2 separate regions of the Mus musculus genome follow, and region 1 is linked to region 2. A link is a loop called in an ENCODE intact Hi-C map of the cell type or tissue named here. Cell type or tissue: heart. All regions are shown on one strand. Each heading gives the region's core, and the rest is flanking DNA. Links, peaks and the distances in the headings are about the cores only. Region 1 has its middle 9.0 kb from the start of Gm31867. Region 2 overlaps Gls (glutaminase).

Region 1 (9,784 bases), core at 843-8,842, 92 kb before region 2:
GTCCCTCCTCTTCTCCTTCGTATTCTTCAAGGTCCAGTTATACATGCCTGAAACTTTAGTCCCTCGCCTCCTTGATTCCAGTTGCCTTGATTAAGGAACACTATTTCAATCTGCCCTCTAAACTTTAGAGTCTAAAGCCAAACTTCTTGAAGAAACACTGTGCACCTGTGTACTCGATTCTGTTCTGTTCCCTGGGCTTCTGTGCAGCTGTGCCTCATGTTATTGTTCCACTTAAAGATGTCCATCAAGGTCAGTATGGACTTTCTCTTGCTGCACTTTTAACTCTGACTCAACCATTTTTCTTTCAACTTTCCTCTCCAGTGGCTTCTCAGGGATGCCTGCCATTCTGACTTCTCTTTCTGTGCTTATTATCCTAGTTTTTATTTTTATAACAAGGAGAGAGGAGGCAGCACAAACTCACTTTTTTCTAAGTTTCAATGGTGGGATCTCTCAGAGCACAGTACAACTGAAATCATGTGCACACGAAACATAATTGTAGAAAACACTGATAAACAGCATGTTAGCAGGAATTCTAATTAATTAAGGAAAAATCATGTCTAAATAATGTGATAAATATTCTAATGAAATCATAACTCATAATGCTTTGGAAAAACTTTTGAAAAAAAGACTTACTTATTTTTTATTTCACATGTTTGGATTTTTGCCTGCATGTATGTAAGAGCATCTTGGATATGCACGGCCTGCAGAGGCTGGAAGAGGTTGTTCCCTGGTTCTGGAGTTAGAGATGAATGTGAGCTGCCATGTTGGTGCTGGCAATAAAATGCAGGTCCTCTGCAAAAGCAGCCAGTGCTCTTAATGCTGAGCCATCTCTCCAGGCCACACTGAAAACACTCTGTAAAGGGCCAACCAGAGCTCACCGTGGAATCTATGTGATGGATAAAGAACTGCTGCAAAATTGCCAGAGATAAAGATAAATGGGCAGCTGTGTGTGTTACTAACGCATTGAACAAGAACCAACATGTGGGACGGAATCAGAAAAAACAGCTTATTTTTCTCTTCCATTCCTAACTTAAAAAGCATCCTGCTTTTTTTCCTCTGTGGAAACTCGAATTTTCTTCTTCATAATAAGAGCTCATTTTGCAGGTTAAGAGTCTCTCTTAACGTAAAAGGGGAGGAGATATTTAGCGACTCTGTGTTTTTTTTTTAAAAATCATATTTTAATAAATATGAACACCTATTCCTTTATGTTCTTGATGTTAGTAAAAGCATAAGAGTAGTATAATATTTGATTGTTTAGCCTTAGAAGTTTACAAATCCAGTCTGCTCAGGTAGCTGGAACCTCTTCACACTGGGCTTTCGGCCAAAATGTTGACGGTAGCATTCCATTGCCAGTGGATGGAGAGATATACCCAGCAGGGTCCCCTAGGGGTCTGGAAAGCATTCTTATGAAACCCTTCTGTAAATGATTCAGAGGTGAGCATATGCCTGAACTCTCCAAAGTGACACGGAACACGAACTATCCCAGTTAGTAAAATGCCAAGGCAATAGGATAGACTTCAGGAAGACCGCACCAGCTGGGTGAGTGGGCGGAGCATCGGCAGATGACTGTTCAAGGACAGGCCAGCAGATGCGTTTAGGATGAACAATTCCAACTCCATTCTGGGAGAAATGGTATCGGAAGGGCTTCGGAAGGTCCACGCCTGCATAGGAAATGAGATTCTTTGTGGTTCTGTGTGGCTGGAAGCTTTTGCCCACTTGAACTAAGGTTCCGTATCTCTGCTGAGCCATTCTTCTGTTAGTGAAGGAATTTTGAAACCCAACTTCAGGATTTTATGGCAGAAATTTACCTGCAGTATTTCCATGAATATTTGCAATTGAGATAAGGTTTTAAGTTCGATATATATTTTTCTCACATAGAACTAACTCCTTAGAAAGCCTTCTGAGAGTGCTGATATTTTCTCTTCTTTTGTTCTTTAAAAGCATGTACATATCTTTCCCTATGTATTTCTCTCTACTATGTGACATGTACATACAGTTGAAAATGCATATATGCCATGATTTGACATATATTAAAAATCATCAGTAGACGATATTGCTTGTTGTTTTCCCATTGAGAAGAGGTTAGAGTGGGTTTGGATGGCTGGTACACACTCCCCTAACAGGCAGAAAGGCCCTTCAGGCAGGTATAAGGTTACGCAACCACTTTCTGCAGGAGCTGAACCGCAGCCAGCTTTGTACAAGCTCATTTCAGTAATATTTTTCCCTTGAAAATCTTGAGATGGATGGATTCGATTTTTTTTCCAGGAAGATACTGAAAAGTCTGCTTGTGACCACATCAGGAGGAGGCACCCATCTGTTCTTGGCAATGGTTTAACTTAATTTACTTTGCACCATATTTATTAGTCAAGACTTTAGAATTTCTGTGAAAGATCACATATTTTTCTTATCTCCCCATTTTATTAAAGTAGCACATTTATGTGAAGGATGCATGCCCTGCTGTGTTGCTTGCAGTGCTGTTTTAGGGTGGAGGGAGTGTTTTGCTACAAAGATTTCAGGACTTTCATGATTGGTTGACTTTAGTCCCCATCTAACTTGTCTATGAGAAGTGTTCCTCCCTCTCTGTATTGCTTCTGCCTAATGCTACTCCTTGCCTTTACAAAGATGCCTTTATGTAATGACACTATGTGTAGCCTAACCATCTCCCACAAAACTCCACTACAAACTAACTGAAGGGCTACTAGTATCCATCTTAATATAGTGCTTTGCTACAACGTGTGAAGCCCTGGATTCTATTCCTAATATAATGGAAACAGGGCACATGTCCTTAAACCCAGCACTGTAGCCTCTAGAGGTAGAGGCAGAAGGATCAGGAGTTCAAGGTCACCCTCAGCAACATCGCAGTTCCAAGCCAGTCTCTGCCTTAAAAATAAATAAATAAATAAAGCAAGTGGGTGCAATTTTCAAAGTAAATAGGATTTGAAGGTGGTTCAGGGACAAGGACTCAATTCCCTGACCTCTGGGTTGATGTCAGTAGCGCCGTAACAACCGCATGAGCTTCTCTGCTTAGTGATTGGAATATATGAGTGTTGTCATATTTATTTATAGGCATTTGCCCTGCTTATTATCTCACTTCATATCTAACACTAATTCGGTACATTGTGTCTTCTCTTTAACTCAAAACTACGCTTCTCTCTAATATTTAATGAGCAGATATTCTTTTTTAGCAATGCCTCGTTTTTCTTCATTACATTCTCATATGTAAATATAAAAGACATAAAAGTGGATGTCTTTATGATATTTTTAATTAGATAAAATTCACATATAAATGTATATACAAGCTCGTGGGCCCAATGATTCTCTAATTAATGTTTAGATTCTGTTTGTAACTTTGGAAAGTTTTCAAATTAAAAATGAATTTTCAATATGAATTCATTAAGACCCTCTCCATCCTCTGCAAAGGTGACCTTTACAGCAGATCTTTCTGATAGGCTCCTGAAATTTTCTACCAAGGATTAGTATTCAAGCTTCTCTTAATCAGACACAACTTTAGTATGCTCTAAATTCAAATAAACCTGTCCAAAAAGCCCTGAACTCTCATGGTTTTGGCACCAGACATGAGAACATAGAGTTAAAAAGAAATCAACTCTGAAGGGCAGAATGAGGAAGTCACAGAAGCACTATGTCCAGTCTGAGCCAAGGTTATGGCCCAGAGATGAGCCAGTCCTACCTGCCTACCTGACGTACCTGAGCTTTCACAGGTAAGAACCCACCAACCCTTCACGACCGGTAGTATTATTGTACTCATGGTTTACAGATGGGAAAATGGAATTTGAGGCCTTTTTTAGTACCAGTTGGGAAATTGAACAGTTGCCTGCGGGAGTCATGGTGCAGAGGCTCATTCCTGCAATCACAATGGCCCAAGACCATTATCCAGGGTTTTTGAAACTCTTCGCTTTAACTGTGCCCAACATATATCCTGATTATTTCATAATTTATTCTTTGCGATAATTCTGCACTGTACCAATTAATATTAAAATATGTATTATTGAATATTTCTTTTCTGTGTTTGAATAGTCTTCTCATGTCCCTGTTGAATTTCACTTTGGTCTTCGCTGCCAAACCAAGAAAGCATTGGCACGGATGTTGGAAGTGGGCAATTCTCCCAACCAGCAGGACAGTTCTCCTGACACAAAATAACCACAGAGAGATTTGTTGTCACCTTGTCCCTTAAAGCTAATGCCAGAATAGAGAAAGCGACCACCAGGGGGCAATATATACCTTATCACATGATCAGAATAAGAAGTGATAACAATTGATAACTAACAGCCATAATTTTTGGCTTGTTAACTCCTTTCTTTTCTTTCCTTCTTTCTTCCTTTTTTCTTTTTTCTTTTTCTCTTTCTTTTTCTTTTTCTCTTCATTTTCCTTTTCCCTTTTTTTTTTTTTTGAGACAGGTTCTTTCTATATAGTCCTGACTGTCCTGAAACTCAAAATGTAAATCAGGCTGGTCTTGAACTCATGGAGATCCACTTGCCTCTGCATCCAGAATGCTGGCATCAAAGGAATGTGCCAACCATGCCTGGAGGCTCGTTGATTTTAAATTTGCGCTAACATTAAATAATCAGAAGTGTCCATATATAAATATGGACTTTCAGTTTTTCTCGAAGAATCAGAAGATCTGGCAATTACTGGCTCTGCACTTTTCCATGATAACAACTGGTACAGTTGGAGCCAGTTCTCAGCCTCATTTATCTAACCAGGAACTCGTTGGCACCCCATTTTTGTGTAATGCCTGCACATGTGTTTTTGTCTTGCCCCTGCAGTTTATCTGACACCTGTGGCATTTCAGTTTATGAATTACCTGACCAAACAAGACTATGACATGAAACATAATTGCAAGGAAGTTTATATATATTGAACTTCTGGACTTTTGCAAATAAAGAAATGTTAACTTTTTTGATTAAAAATATTGTTTTGCCACCAAAGAATACAGTAATTAGACATTAGCACACTGATCAAATAATTTTTAGGTTAATAATGCTTAACTACTTTGAAGTAACCTATTCTGACTTTGTCTTGTCCTCCTGTTGAAACAAAAATTTGCATATTTATCTTGAATCTACTTCTCAGGGAATCTGGACACTTCTGTTCCTTTCCCCTATGTATTTTGTTGCCTTAAATCAGTTTGGCATCTAGCCATGGCTACAGAGAAAAGCAAGAATTATATAGCTCTAGGAGTTTGCTTAGATGTTTCTCAACGCAACTACTTCCTTCTCTCTTGTGGGTGAAGACATTTTTGGAGGGATAAGAGGAGGTTCAGTCACACATATCCTCTACTGGATAAACTCTTCTGTGAGTTTAGTTACAATCCAAAGCAAGTAAAGCCAGCAATGTTCTCCAAGGCCTTAGCCATGAGGCTATCTCTCCTGCCAGACTCCTAGACTGTCCTCACGATGTGAGGTCAAGCCCATTTCTGATTTCACAGAGCAGTTACTGTTGCTCTGTAGAGGTAGTTTGGGACCAGCAAAGCCTGTTTTATCATTCTGTTCTTTGCTGAATGGTTTGCTATTGTATGCTGAGAACCTGTTTCCTGAATTCTAAATGAAGAATAGTTCTTTTACTTTGCTGCTTTACTGAAAATAATTCTCTTACTGCCAATAAAACAACACGGTGCAGAAGTCTGGAAATGGCTCAGAGGCAAACAGGCCTGAGGTGATTGGTCCTCAGCTCCTAATCTCAGGGCTAAGGAATTCAGATGTACGTCAATGTGTTCTTCATTTTCATCTTCACCATGAAAGAATTTTGGGGCAAGTAGGGCAGTTGCTGAAATCCTGTATTTGGCTTCATAAAGGACATAGACTGAAATACACTGGACAGAGGATTCCCTTCTCATGTGAGCTCTTCTGCCAGTCGGCAACTGAATAGGCAAATTAAACCTCAGATCTGGCTTTCTGGGGAGTAGTGAGATTGCTCAGTCAGCAAAATGCTTGCCAAGAAGGCATGAGAAGCAGAGATTCCCCAGCTCCCATGTAAAAAGCCAGATATGCAAGAAGCTAAAGAGATCTGCAACCCTATCAGTGGAACAACATTATGAACTAACCAGTACCCCAGAGCTCTTGACTCTAGCTGCATATGCATCAAAAGATGGCCTAGTCGGCCATCACTCGAAAGAGAGGCCCATTGGACACACAAACTTTATATGCCCCAGTACAGGGGACCGCCAGGGCCAAAAAATGGGAATGGGTGGGTAGAGGAGGGGGGGAGGGGGGAGAACTTTTGGGATAGCATTGGAAATGTAATTGAGGAAAATATGTAATAAAAAAAAGCCAGATATGACACTGGACACCTGTAATCCCTGCGCTGGGGAAACACAGGACAATCTCACTGGCCAGCTTGTGTAGCTGAACTGGTGAACTCTAGGCTCAATGACAGACTCTGTCTCAAAAAATAAGACAGAGAATGATAGAAGATACCCAAGATCATACTCAAGTAGTTATATGTATACAGGCACACATACTTGTGCACCTGTGCATACAAACACATATACACATGCACACCTACACACAAAGGTAATCTCTCTCTCTCTCTCTCTCTCTCTCTCTCTCTCTCTCTCTCTCTGTGTGTGTGTGTGTGTGTGTGTGTGTGTGTGTGTGTCAGGAAGGATACTATACTGAGCATCTTGCTTTATCACTTCTACCTTATTCCCTCAAGACAAGGTTTGCCACCGAACCTGAAGCCAAGCTGGTAACAAGTAAGCCCCAGTGATCCTGGTATGCCTGCCTGCCATGGCGCTGGGGTCACAGTCACAAGAGCAGCCGTGCCCAACTCTTCTTTTGTAAATGAGTGCTAGGGATTTGAACTCAGATCCTAGCACATGTGCATCTCCCTAGCATTGAAAGATGCCTCTTTAAAGAAAATCTCAGAGACTAATCCTGGTACCTCAGAGACTGAACCAGGAAAACTGCCATGAATTGTAAGCCAGATTGGGCTGCACGGTGAGTTTCCAACTGTCCTGGTGCTTAGTGCTTAGTGTTTAGTGTTTAGTGCTTAGTGCTTAGTGTTTAGTGTTTAGTGTTTAGTGTTTAGTGTTTAGTGTTTAGTGTTTAGTGTTTAGTGTTTAGTGTTTAGTGTTTAGTGTTTAGTGTTTAGTGTTTAGTGTTTAGTGTGTGTGCTCCTAGTCCCAGAACCAAAGAAAACAAAATCTTCCTACTATCTCTACTAAACGCATTCTTAGAACTTAGGGGTTGGGAAATAAGAGAGAATTTTTTTCATGTTATGAACGTATAGTGAGTTTTTGAGATTCACCTTTTATTTTTAGTTAAAACACACACCAAAAAATTGTAATTACTTTGTGTCACTTTGTAATCATATATTTAAGGAGTTGAAAATAAACCCATACAAAGCACATTTTGTTACATTGCTGGGAAGGATCAATTATCCCTTCTCCTCCTCATTCTCAACCCAGAAGGAGCTCAAAGCATCTCATCTCATAATAGGATAAAATATGATGGTGTGTCATAAACATGTCCCGTTGGCAAAGGCTGGGATCCAAATGTTTTTTTTGTAAGGTATCCAATCTTGATTTTTCAGAGTCCAGGAATCCTGCCAGCTCCTAGGAATTCGAGCAAATTTAAATGGAGAAAATCTCAGTCTTTCTGGAATTCAAATCACTTTAGAAATTCAAAATATGGGCTCAGCGGTTAAGAGCACTGACTGCTCTTCCAGAGGTCCTGAGTTCAATTCCCAGCAACCACATGGTGGCTCACATGTGTAATGGGATCAGATGCCCTCTTCTGGTATCTCTGAAGACAGTGAGATTGTAATCATATATATTAGAGAAAGTAATAAATCTTTTTAAAAATTCAAAATACACATTAAAAACCTATCAGTAAGCCATCAGAACAAGGTGCTGGGTGCAGTGACAGAGTGACCTTACATTCCTGGACAGCCTGGGCTGCAGAGAAAACCCCATTGTGGGGAATGGACTCAGGAAAGATAAAAATGAGACAGGTGAATTGATGCAAAATTTGGTTATTTCTCTTGGGGTTCTCTTTCTCCTCCTTTGCACAGTCAAGGACAGAGAAGCCTACCTTGTGGAGAATCTCTTTAGCTTGCCTTGAGGAAATCTGCTTTACTTAGAACTACTTCTCAAGGGATCTCTCCCAAAGAGTGAGAAAAATTTTTAAAAAAAATACACTTTGAGCAATTTACATTTGACTCATTTTCCTGGTAAAACTGAAACAAGGCTGGACCTCTGGATGATGGAGTCTTGATGTTGGCCTCTTAATTCCTGTTGTTGTTAAATAATTCTTTCATGCTTTCATTCTCTTGCTCTCAAGCAATATTGCTAGTGAAAGAGTATAGACATGGCATGAGCAGACCTGGTTTCGCTCCTATTGTTTCTCTTGTACCTCAGAGCCACCCTATCAGTGAATTTTTTTTTCACGTATAAAATCCACTTAAGTATGTCCACCTCTGTCCCCTTTTATCCCTGACACTTGTCCATCTCACCAACCCTTCTCACTTGGAGCTTCAGCCATAGTCTGCCCCACCTTAACTTCCTACCATCTTTCATGGGATCTCCTGGTGACACTCTCAGATTGTGACGCCCCTGCTAAGAGTCCTCTGGAAGCTTCCCACTGGGCTCCTCCCTGAGGTCTCTTCCTCTCTCCCTTGCTCTTCATGCTTTTCCCATGTCACCTCATTTCTGACTCTGAGCTACACCAGCTGTGGTGACTGTCTCCCCGCTTACGTCCTCGTGTGCGGTCTACCCTTCCTGTTACCCTACTCTCACTTTATGTGCTCCCCACTCATAACTTTTTCTTGCTGTTCAGGTTGTTTTGCCTCAGGTGCCTGTGGCCACTCATGCTTCACTTTGCTCAGAAGACTCCTTGTTTGTGTCTTGGTGTGCCAATCAAGGCTCCTGCCTCTGGATAGCTCAAGTTCTGAGCGAAGGGGCTCATTTTGACTTGTTCCTACAGCACCTACAATGCACTGTCACTCTGTAGAAGTTGGAAAATCAATTAGTCTGTGAATAAATTAAAACTCAATTTGTCCCTGTTTCCCAGATTGAGCATCTATCAGTTTGACCCCCCCAACTGAAGGGCATGGTGGTTGTCACTGCTCACCCTGTCTACTGACTGAAGGGTAGGAAGACAAGCATTTTACAGACTGGACCTGGTATATTGAGCCCTAGTTTTCAGACCCAGACCCCACATAAATTTCCTAACCAACCATTTCCTTATAATTTATTACTTTTGAATCTCTGAAGGAATTGAAGTAAAACTACAGGGTGTTGTGGTTATTATTATCCTAAAGGTATTATTTGCTACACCCCCTAGTTGTCTTTAAATATCTATTAGGGGTTTCTCTCTCACTTAAGACCATATTGTTCTCAAATAAAAGACATAAAAACCTTTAGTTTTATACTAAACTTAAAATAATAATAATAATTATATATATATATATATACATATATATATATAATAAACTTAAAATCACTAGAGCTAGGCAGATGTCAACCCTCTATGCTATTTTGTCTACTTCCTGTGGTGATCCCTAAGATATCACTTGCCATGTTCTGCCCGAGCTGCTCCTACTCCAACAGGCCAGCCCTCATGGCAACTTCTTCCTTCTTCTCCCTCCTCCTGGTCTCTGCCTCAGACCCCAAGGCAGGGAACCTTTGCTCTACCCTGTCTCTTCTGCTCAGCTCAGGCTGTAGGCATCTTTACTAACCATTCAGGGATAACTGGTGTGGAAAGGTTTGCACAACAGATGTTGGTGTATGTGAGAATTCGCTTGTCTTAGAGCAACCAGGTCTTGG
Region 2 (9,784 bases), core at 912-8,911:
GTCAATTGAATGGAAATGTTCCATGAAAATCAAGAATTTAAAGAAACTTTCCCATTTTTATGATTTAATTTTTAATGTAACTTAATTGTGTAATAGGTGCTTACAAGCCATGTCACCAGCATTCTGATTTTATATATGCATTCTTCACTCACAAGAAAAAAAAAATTCCAGACCCTCTCACGTAAGAGTGATAGGAAGCTTTGGAAAGTTTTCAGCAGCCGTGACCTGGAATGATCGGGTGTCTGTTCCAGAGTAGAACGCTTCTATCCAATCTACCTGTGAGCCATACTCTAGGCTAATGCGATGTGTATGTTTTCAGTTGTTTAGAAATGTTATAGTCCCTACAGTGAATGTAAATGCTGAAAGTTGTTTAATTCTGAACAAATTACTTGAGAAACTGAGTTCTAAAATTTATGTCCCTAAACTGTGTCTTTAGCCTAACGTTATTTCTTTAAAGTTTTCACTAACTCCGACCTTGGTGTCAAAGTAGAATTTACATTTGTTATAGTTCTTGATTATGGACTGGAACCTCACCATCCAAGGGTAAGTTTAGCTTCTGCATTGGATCAAAGCTATGATGATTCCGAGATAAGCATGAAATTCCCCATTCACCAAGGTCCACTGCAGTAGTTGCTTGGTTTTGACTTTGATGATAAATTTAAGGGTACAGCGTGGGGTGTTGAGGAGGGGTTGAAGCAAAATCACAACAGCAGAATACAGAACCCACTGTCCTGGAGTTAGGTGATGTTCTATGAGAACTATTCCTTGTTTGTTTGTTTTTGTTTTTTGTCAAGTTCCTTGTCAATGTGCCACTATGACTTGCTCTGGTTTTGGTGTTGATTTTGAGAGGGACAGGGAGTGGGGATAGAGGTAGGTAGGTAGGTAGAGTGAGTGAGTGAGTGAGTGAGTGAGTGAGTGAGTGAGTGAGTTCAAGAGTAGTTAAGTAGTTCACTCCTCTTAGGAAGTTCTTTCCTGTTTGTGTGAGTAGAAAGATGCTAGGTTCTGGGTTTCCAATTCAGTATTCTCGGTTTGTATTTTATATAGCTTCCAGAAGGTTCTTAGTTCTTTATCAGTAACAAAAAATTTATTTTCTTTCATATTTTCTACATAATCCATATATATATTCCCTGCTGGTGTCCAAAATTACACTTCCCTATATATAAATATATATAGCCTTTGTAAGCTTTTTCTGCCAAGTAAGAACTAAGATGAGAAAGGGTTATTGTTACTCTTAGCATTTCACTCATTTTTATTTAAATAGCATGTATTTAATTAAATCTGTTTAGCTATTTTAATTTGATGGAGTAATTTCAGACTATATAAATTAACCTTGGCTTTATTCTTGTGTATTACCTATTTACTGATTCATTGAGCCAGTATGTCTCTTTTTTTTAAAGAATTATATATTTTATTTATATGAGTACACTGTAGCTGTCTTCAGACACACCATCATATCCCATTACAGATGGTTGTGAGCCACCATGTGGTTGCTGGGAATTGAACTCAGGGCCTCTGGAAGAGCAGTCAGTGCCCTTAATTGCTGAGCCATCTCTCCAGCCCATCTTTTTTTATTTTAAAAACATTTAGTTTTTTTTTTTTTTAATGCATGTGTTTTGTTGCATGTATGTGTGTACGACATGTGTGCCTGATGCTTACAGAAGTCAGAAGAGGGCATTGGATATCCTCAAACTGGAGTAGAGACAGTTGTGAGCCACCATGTTGGTACTGGGGCTCAAACCCGTGACCTATGCAAGAACAAGACATGCTCTTAACTAACCCAAGCCATCTCTCCAGTCTCTAGTATTTATTATGTCTTATCTATGTTGATTTAGTATGGAAAAACAAACTGGTGTCTGGTTTATTTTACATAATGAGATCTACAATTCCAACTATTTTCTTACAGAAGGTGTGGTATGACTACATGAAAACTCTGCTGTATGTACATACATACCTTACCCATTTATCAGTAAGGACCTCGGTAGGCCTATTGTAAACAGGGCTGCAGTAAAGAATGTAAAACTCAATCTTGTGTCACAGGTATATCTCAAGATAGTTTGGGAAACATTCATACAGGGTCTTATATGCCACTAAGGACATATATTTTGTTCAAACTGCAATGTGAACCCTGACAGCTTTTAAGAATTGACATGGTTCAGTTTTTATACACTGGAGAATGTACTGGAGGGAGAAAAAAATTTCAGATGTGCACTTGAGATATGTGCTAGGATAAGCTTAGCATCCAGTAGGTGAGAAGAATGTGACATCAAGTTCATTGTCATGGTTAGGATGAGCAATAGGACTAAAGCTGCTGCCCTTTGCAAAAAAAAAAAAAAAAAAAAACCACCACAGAAGCACATCTTGGGAGAGGGCTAGAAAGTAGATCATCTTGAGCTCTTAAAAGAGTTAAGTATCTGTAGGTAGCAAGAGTTGTTTTCTAAACACCAGGGTAAAAGTACTCAGAGCAAGGTGAATGAACTCAGCCAACCTTTGGATCTCGTGCCTGTCACCTTATACTTGGAAGCAGGCTGTTCTGCCTGAGCTGCATTGGCCTTTGCTGAACATCTAAGTACAGGAAGGGAGATGGATTGAAAGAGGCTCTTTCAATCAGGAGAAGCTCTCAGAAACCCACCTGGCACTGTTGACAGGACTACATCTAAGGACGAATTTTTATTTGAGCACATTGCTGTTCCTAACAAAGAGATTGTTACTGCAAGAGGGCACTAAATCTGGCAAGGAGCAGTGTATGAGCTGTAGGGGATTGTATGCCGAGCTTTTACTTTATGAACATAAGAACAGGGCAGTTAGAGCTCCGAAGTTACTGTTCAAGGAGACTATGACAGATGAGAAGTGAAGCAGACCTTGGGCTGAGCCCTTAAACTTCTGGGTAGGATAGAGCAGTAGGGAACTGCACTTGGAAAAAGTAGCCAGTGGAGAAACCTAAGGACTATCAGAAGTCTAGAAAAGTGTTTCTGGTAGTTGGGAGTATTGAACTCAATGGAGAACTAAGATAAAGGCTTTGTGCTCATGGGTCTTCCCTCCCCCCATGGTGTTAAGATGCCATTTTACTTAAAGAGTGCTAAGAGTAGGTGCTATGGACATTTTTATTGTTGCTGGGTAACTTAACCCTGCCTCCTATTTTTTAAAGAATTTGTATTTGCTTTGAAATATAAAGGTCCCAGAACTCTCCACTGCTGATAAAATGTATCCTGTCAAGAATTAGAGGTTAGAGTAGACCCTAGAGAGATAGCAATCAATATAGGGTTCCTGGAAAGAGCCGGGGCACTCAGGTAAGTGGAAGATTAGCCTTGATTGGGGAAAGTACCCCCAATAAAATAGAGCAGGGCAGATTTGTAGACATGGTTGGGTGTAGAAATATATTAACCTTTTTCTTTTCCTGGAGAAAAGGGGGTACTTTCTTTTGATAATAACACTTGAATAGCTTTGTTGAGTAAATCGCTAGAAAGCTTATGAGCAGGCGGCCTCTCAGCCTGCTTAACAGTACAGGGCTATAAAACTGTGCTCTGCATTCCTGCTGATAGTCAGGTGGCTCATTAATAAAGAACAGATGTCTGCTTATGACACTCCACACATACATTTTTTATCTTTGATGGCAAGGCATTTGGATTACATATATTGTCAACCTGAAAGTGTTCCTTTAGTGTCACGTTAGAGTGGTGTGTGTGTGTGTGTGTGTGTGTGTGTGTGTTAACCTGAAAAAAGTCTGAGGACTTACTTAATACTCAAGTCCTTGATGAGCTAAGGAGAGCATGTGCTTTATTTCTTTGGTTGGTTGGTGTTTAGTTGTTGTTTATTTTTGTAATGACATTAGTAACCTCAATATTTTGTTTAAGCTGGTAGTCTTGTTTTTTAGCAAGGCTTTTTAGATTACACGTTACTGAGAAATGTTGAGTGAGACTTCTACAACAAAATAGGATATGCAGTCATGATGGTTTATTTAACAGGTGAAGTATCCATTTGTGCACCTGATACTGCAGGGAGCAGAAATGGAGAACAGGCTGGTCAGGCAGGACAGCTTTTCAGTTACCTACTTAAGTTTTAAATTAAAACCATTGTAATAGAGCTGGGTAAGCCTTAGCGTGGATACAAACTAAGGAAAAGAAATCACGGGACCCAGTTTCCAGCTGGCAATAGAGGTGGAAAACAAGCTTGGGATAAAAGTGAAACCAGTGACCCAGTCCCGCTCCAACTCTCCCATCTCCCTCCCTCCCCGGATTTAGCAAAGTTCCCTTAGGAATTAGAACTCAATTGTTCGATTTCCTTCTCACCTTTGCTTATGAATCTGAGGTCTGTCAAGGCCTAGAACCCCTGTGGTTAAGTACAGACTGAGAACACAGATACCCTGGGTCTGTGCCTGGTTACTCATCGGTGTCATGTAACCTTAACCTAGGCTCTTAATCTCAGCAGCAACTAATAAATAGAACATAGCCATCTACATATTTTATATCTGGCCTGTCAAAACTTCAAAAGTAAATAAATGCTGAATTTCTCATAATTAACCTACTACAAACGCAACATGATTCATACAGGTGCAGTTAGGAGAGTAGGTATCTGGGAAACAAGTCACAGTTGAGCTTGTAAAGTTCAAATAAGAGGTGGAAGATGTTATGATGATAGATTTAGTAAGCTTAATAATATACACACACTACACTATTAGCTATTGCAGAAAGAGTATGATTTTGGCATTCTAAGCCAGGTGAACTGAGGTGAAGTATAACATCTTTGTCCTACAGTTGTCATGACTTTGTACATGATTTGATAAGGAAAACGTAGTACTAGAAACTTTGTAAGACAAGGGAACTCTCAGCTTTTTTTTTTTAATTTACATTTTCAAATGTTATCCCTTTCCTGGTTTTCCCTCTGTAAACTCCTTATCCCATCCCCTTTGCCCTGCTTCTATAAGGGTGCTCCCCACCCACCTACTCACTCCCACCTCACCGCCCTAGCATTCCTCTACACTGGGGCATCAAGCCTTCACAGGACCAAGGGGCTCCTCTCCCATTGATGCCAGGTAAGGCCCCTTCAGCTCCTTCAGTCCTTCCCCTAACTCCTCCATTGGGGTCCCTGTGCTCAGTCCAATGGTTGGCTGTGAGCATCTGCATCTGCATCTGCATCTGCATTGGTCAGGATCTGGCAGAGCTTCACAAGAGTCAGCTGTATCAGGCTGTATCCTGTCAGCAAGCACTTGGCATTTGTCTGGGTTTGGTGTCTGCATATGGGATGGATCCCCAGGTGGGGCAGTCTCTAGATGGCCTTTCCTTCAGTGTCTGCTCCACTCCTGTATTTCCTTTAGACAGGAGCAGTTCTGGGTTAAAATTTTGGAAATAGGTGGGTGATCCTATCCCTCAAAGTGGGGGGAGGGGATGCTTAATCTCTGGATAAGGTCTCCACAGGTTCTCCCTCCCCTTTGTGGGGTATTTCAATTAATGTCATTCCCCTGAGGTCCTGGGAGGCTCATGCTTTCCTGGCATCTGGAACTATCTGATTGTTACCCCAGTTCCCCATCCCCCATTGCTACACACCTCTGTTCAATTTCCTGACTCTCTGTACATCTCTATCTCCTTCCATACCTGATTCTTCCCCCTTTCCCCCTCCCCGTCTTCTCTTCCTCCCAAGTCCCTCCCACCCTCTACTTCCCTTGATTATTTTGTTCCCCCTTCTAAGTAGGACTGAAGCATCCACATTTGGTCTTCCTTCCTCTTGAACTTCATATGATCTGTGAATTGTATCGTGGGTATTCCATGCTCTTTGCCTAATAGCCACTCATCAGTGAGTACAAACCATGTGTGGTCTTTTGTGACTGGGTTCCTCACTCAAGATGATATTTTTGGGATCCATCCATTTGCCTGTAAATTTCATGAATTTTTTTAAATAGCTCATAATTTTAATGAGTAGTAGTATCCCATTGTGTAAATGTACCACATTTTCTGTATCCATTCCTCTGTTGAAGGACATCAGAGTTGTTTCCAGCTTCTGGCTATTATAAATATGGCTGCTATAAACATAGTGAAACATGTGTCCTTATTACATGTTGGAGCATCTTCTGAGTATATGCCCAGGAGTGGTATAGCTAGGTCCTCATGTAGTACTATGTCCAATTTTCTCTATAAAGTTTTGATGGAAACATGCCCCAATGGAATTTTTCACTTTGGGAAGGTATACATTAAACCTTAGAACCCTCGATCTGATCTACAGAGCTCCTGTCCCTGCCATGTTTGGTCTCTGTTTCTGTGTTTCTAAGGATTCCGAGTAGGTTTTATACCTCTGGCTGTTATTGTTACCCCCCTATTTATTTTTTGGACCTCTAGTGTCAAGAGGAGAATTGGGAAAGAGCTTCTATAACTGTTAGGAGGCCCACATCCTTTGCAGGGTTGGCCCAACAGTACCTGGAGCTGTCCCTCTCCTTTATCGACACTACCATGTACCTCTAGGGGACATTTCAGTTTCACTGAACCAAACAGGAAATGCTACCGTTTAGTAAATGGGATACTACGCTTTTGGAGTTGTTTCATTTTGTTTCTTGGTACCTAAAGCTCATTACTTAATTTATATAAACTAAAACGTAGGGTATAGGATGTGGATGGCACATCAGTGTAGTCCCAGGATCCTACAGCTGAGTGGGAAGCTCTGAGTTCAAAGCCAGCCAGGGCTTTAAAATAGGGAAAGTGTGTCTGAAATAAAGAGGAATTTGTGATGTATTGTTAAGTGGTACCCAGGCATGTGATACCTTCTAGTGCCTTCTGTCTTGAAGAGAGACACTTTGTGATTAAACTTTTTCTACTGGTTTGAACCAAATTTAGGCCTTTTGTTTTCAATGAGAATAATAATAAACTTGCATGGTTAGTTCCCCTCTAGTAATTTTTGTTAAGTTAATGTCCCTCCTGTTCATCACAAAGCTAGCTGTTGTGCTCAGTGCTTTCTCATTTAACTTGTTTTTATCTCTGAACGGAAGCATGCTTGAAGATTGTTAGTAAAACTTAAAAACTAGCTTAAAAAATTTCAGCATTTTTTTTCTTTTGTCAATGATTAAGTGACTAAGCAAGGAACACAAACTGCCTTCAAAGATGTGTGATCTAAATTCAGAATTTTAAAAGGCAAGGCCTGGCAGAACATCTTCCTCAGATGTTCAGTCCCCAGCACTGAAAAAGCAAACAAACAAACAAACAAACAAACAGAATCCAGAACACAGGCTGGTAGTTCATATAGATGGTTACCAAAACAGACTACTTAGAAAAAGTTAACATTTTAGGACTAAGGGTATATGGTATATGGGTATATATCTTCTGTGATGGGGGACGTAAAATACAAAGTGAATATATGTGGTGGTGCCATAAGGAGGTATATGTAGGAGATTACTTCCGGTCACATACTGTATTAATGTTCCCAGAGGGAACTAGGACATCTCATTGAGAAGTGGATAGAGGGACCATACCTTGACGAAGCCTGCACTGTGGCTGAGGAGCAGAGTGTGTATTCGGGTTGTTTGTAGAGAAAGACATCTAATGATGGGTCCTGGTACAAGCTGTGGCAGAGCAGGTAGGACTGTGAATGGGTTAAGTAAGGAGAATAGAGACACCTAGACAAGCAGGCACAGAAACAAGGGCTCAGTGAGTGAGACCAACTCAGTTGTGCCAAAATCAGGGGAGGAAAAACAGATTAGCAAAACCAAAAAACCCTAAATGCTGGGCACTGATGGCATGAAATGCTTGATTCTGTGAAAAATGCTCACTTATTCAGTATTACTGTAACATACACAGCGGCCACACAGGTTACAGTCAGGAAAGAAAACACAAGATTTCCGCTCATATTAATGGGACAAAGATGATAAATAAGTTGGGGGCCATAAAATCGTTTCCCTCGGAAGACTAATCAAAGAGCTAAGCAGTGAAGGGAAGGCAGTGTCTAAGGCTGTAGTAGTTGACCTGTAAGGTGAAGGAGTGCCTCACTGGGGGAAGTGGACTTTGAATGCAAAGTGAGCAAAAGCTTGGTGGGGTAAGAATTGATAGGGATGACATGCAGAGTCACCAAGGATTAGAACGTTTGTGTTCTGCGTGGCATGGTACAGCTGAATTCTCGGTATGGTGGGAGGTGCCAGAGAATAGCCTGCCATTTCAGTTTCCTGTGGCAGCAGTCAAACAGGCTGTCACAATCCTCCACTTCAGATAAGGCTGTGACCTAGATACGCTACAGCAGTAGTGATGGATAATCAAAAGTGGTGGCTTTGTAAATGTTTTACGGGATTAATCACATAAGCTAGATGTGGGTTATCGGAGGCTTCTCCTTCGGTAGGTGCACTATGTAGAACACTTAGGTGGGAGGGGCACCTGCTGTACCCTCCTGGGTTTCAGCCGTCCATCCCTGGGGGGAGTGGGGGAGGGAGTCAACCAGCAAATGCAGCAACTCTGACTTCCAGGGTCCAGAATGAACAAATGCTGAATTCTGGCTCACAAACTAAGAGAGCCTGGGGGAGAGAGAGGCCGCACAAACACAAACCCATTTGGACATGAGTAAGTCATGTCTCTGATGTGGAATGTCAGCTGGGTAGCCTGGTGGAGTCAATAGTTACAAAGCAGGAACAGACCTTGGATGTTAAAGGTCTAGAGTGGGAAGTCATTCTCCCTGGAAGAACCAATGAACCCTATGAGGGATGCTGTGCTAAAACCGAGGCTGCTGACAGTCTTTGGAGTGCAGCGAGGTCATGGAGAGTGTGCCCAGCGGTCAACACAAGGTGTTCAGGGTGCTGCAGTTTCATGGGAGGAGTCATGAGAGGCCAGGCAGAGGAGCTTGCGGAGTACCGAGTACCGTTAGGATGTGCAGGTGATTCTTGGGGAAATAAAAGGCACAGCCAGAAAGTACCTCCTAAAAGGGGAAACTTCGGGGTAAGATAATGGGTTTTTCTGTGTGTTATGGCAGACAGAAGTGAAGCAGGAGAATGTAGAAGATGCTAGAAGCAAAGACCCTAGCAGCAAGGCAGCAGTCTGGAAGACTGCCTGCCTAAGTGCTGAAGGAAGGACCCGGGAATAAGGCTGGTCTGAGGCAGGAGCAAAGGAAGAGGAGGAGATGGTATTTTGCTTAAGAGTATAGGGAGTTGTGAAGATGGGTTTATATGATGTGTAGTTTTAACCAGGGTCAGCAGGGAGTTCTTTAACCTGGGCTTTGCCTGCAGAAAGTATAAAGGGAACAAATGGGAAAGAGAAACGGTGACCGACAGTGAGAAGTTGGTGATTTCTAACAGGGGATCAGTCTCATGTTGACTACAGAGGAGAAGGGAATGACACCTGGTCCTGGGCTGGAGAGATGGCTGCTCCATGCAGAGCACTTCCTGCTCTTGCAGAAGACCCAGTTCACAGCACCCTTGTGGGCGACTCACCCAGGCTCTCTTATCCTCCCGCCTGCCATCCCCCACCCCTACCCCCGCTCCAGTGAATCCAGTGCCCTCTTCTGGACACATCAGGCACTGCATTCATGAGTGGTGGCTCATAACCCAGCCCAGCTGTCAGTCATTGAGACTAACTGAACCTGTTTTTATCACCCTTGCCTGAAGTCAAACAACTAGAAATGATTTGTCATGCTTTTAGAGTCTTCACAGCAAAAGCCCACCCTCCTCCCATAGCTCTGGAGCAGCGCAGGCTCAGAGGCTGGCAGGAGCAGGCAGTGGGGATGATGGGGGGTTTTTGTATCAGGCATGGACTTCTGAGGTGATATCAGTCCTCAAATTCCCATATGCCCATGACTCTCCAATAGGGGAATTTAATATTTTAAGAAC

Evidence for each region. Hi-C counts contacts between places; a loop is a spot of excess contacts. Peaks named below come from ENCODE experiments on the same cell type or tissue, not always from the same donor. Only the 100,000 strongest peaks of a DNase experiment are listed, where the experiment ranks them.
Region 1: a loop joins it to region 2, with 5 times the contacts of the local background. A loop is called at or near these places in 5 of 42 quality-filtered maps.

Annotation. Positions count from the first base shown.
Region 1 is chr1:52,262,211-52,271,994 of GRCm38, reverse strand. No RefSeq gene overlaps it. Among named protein-coding and RNA genes, the nearest start is that of Gm31867, 9.0 kb to the right of the region's middle. In heart, for the core only: a CTCF peak has its summit at 4,228 (motif pointing right); no DNase peak of the experiment used is centred there.
Region 2 is chr1:52,169,911-52,179,694 of GRCm38, reverse strand. The region is part of intron 14 of Gls (glutaminase); the gene reads left to right. Among named protein-coding and RNA genes, the nearest start is that of Stat1, 55 kb to the right of the region's middle. In heart, for the core only: no CTCF peak of the experiment used is centred there; a DNase peak (open chromatin) is centred at 4,174.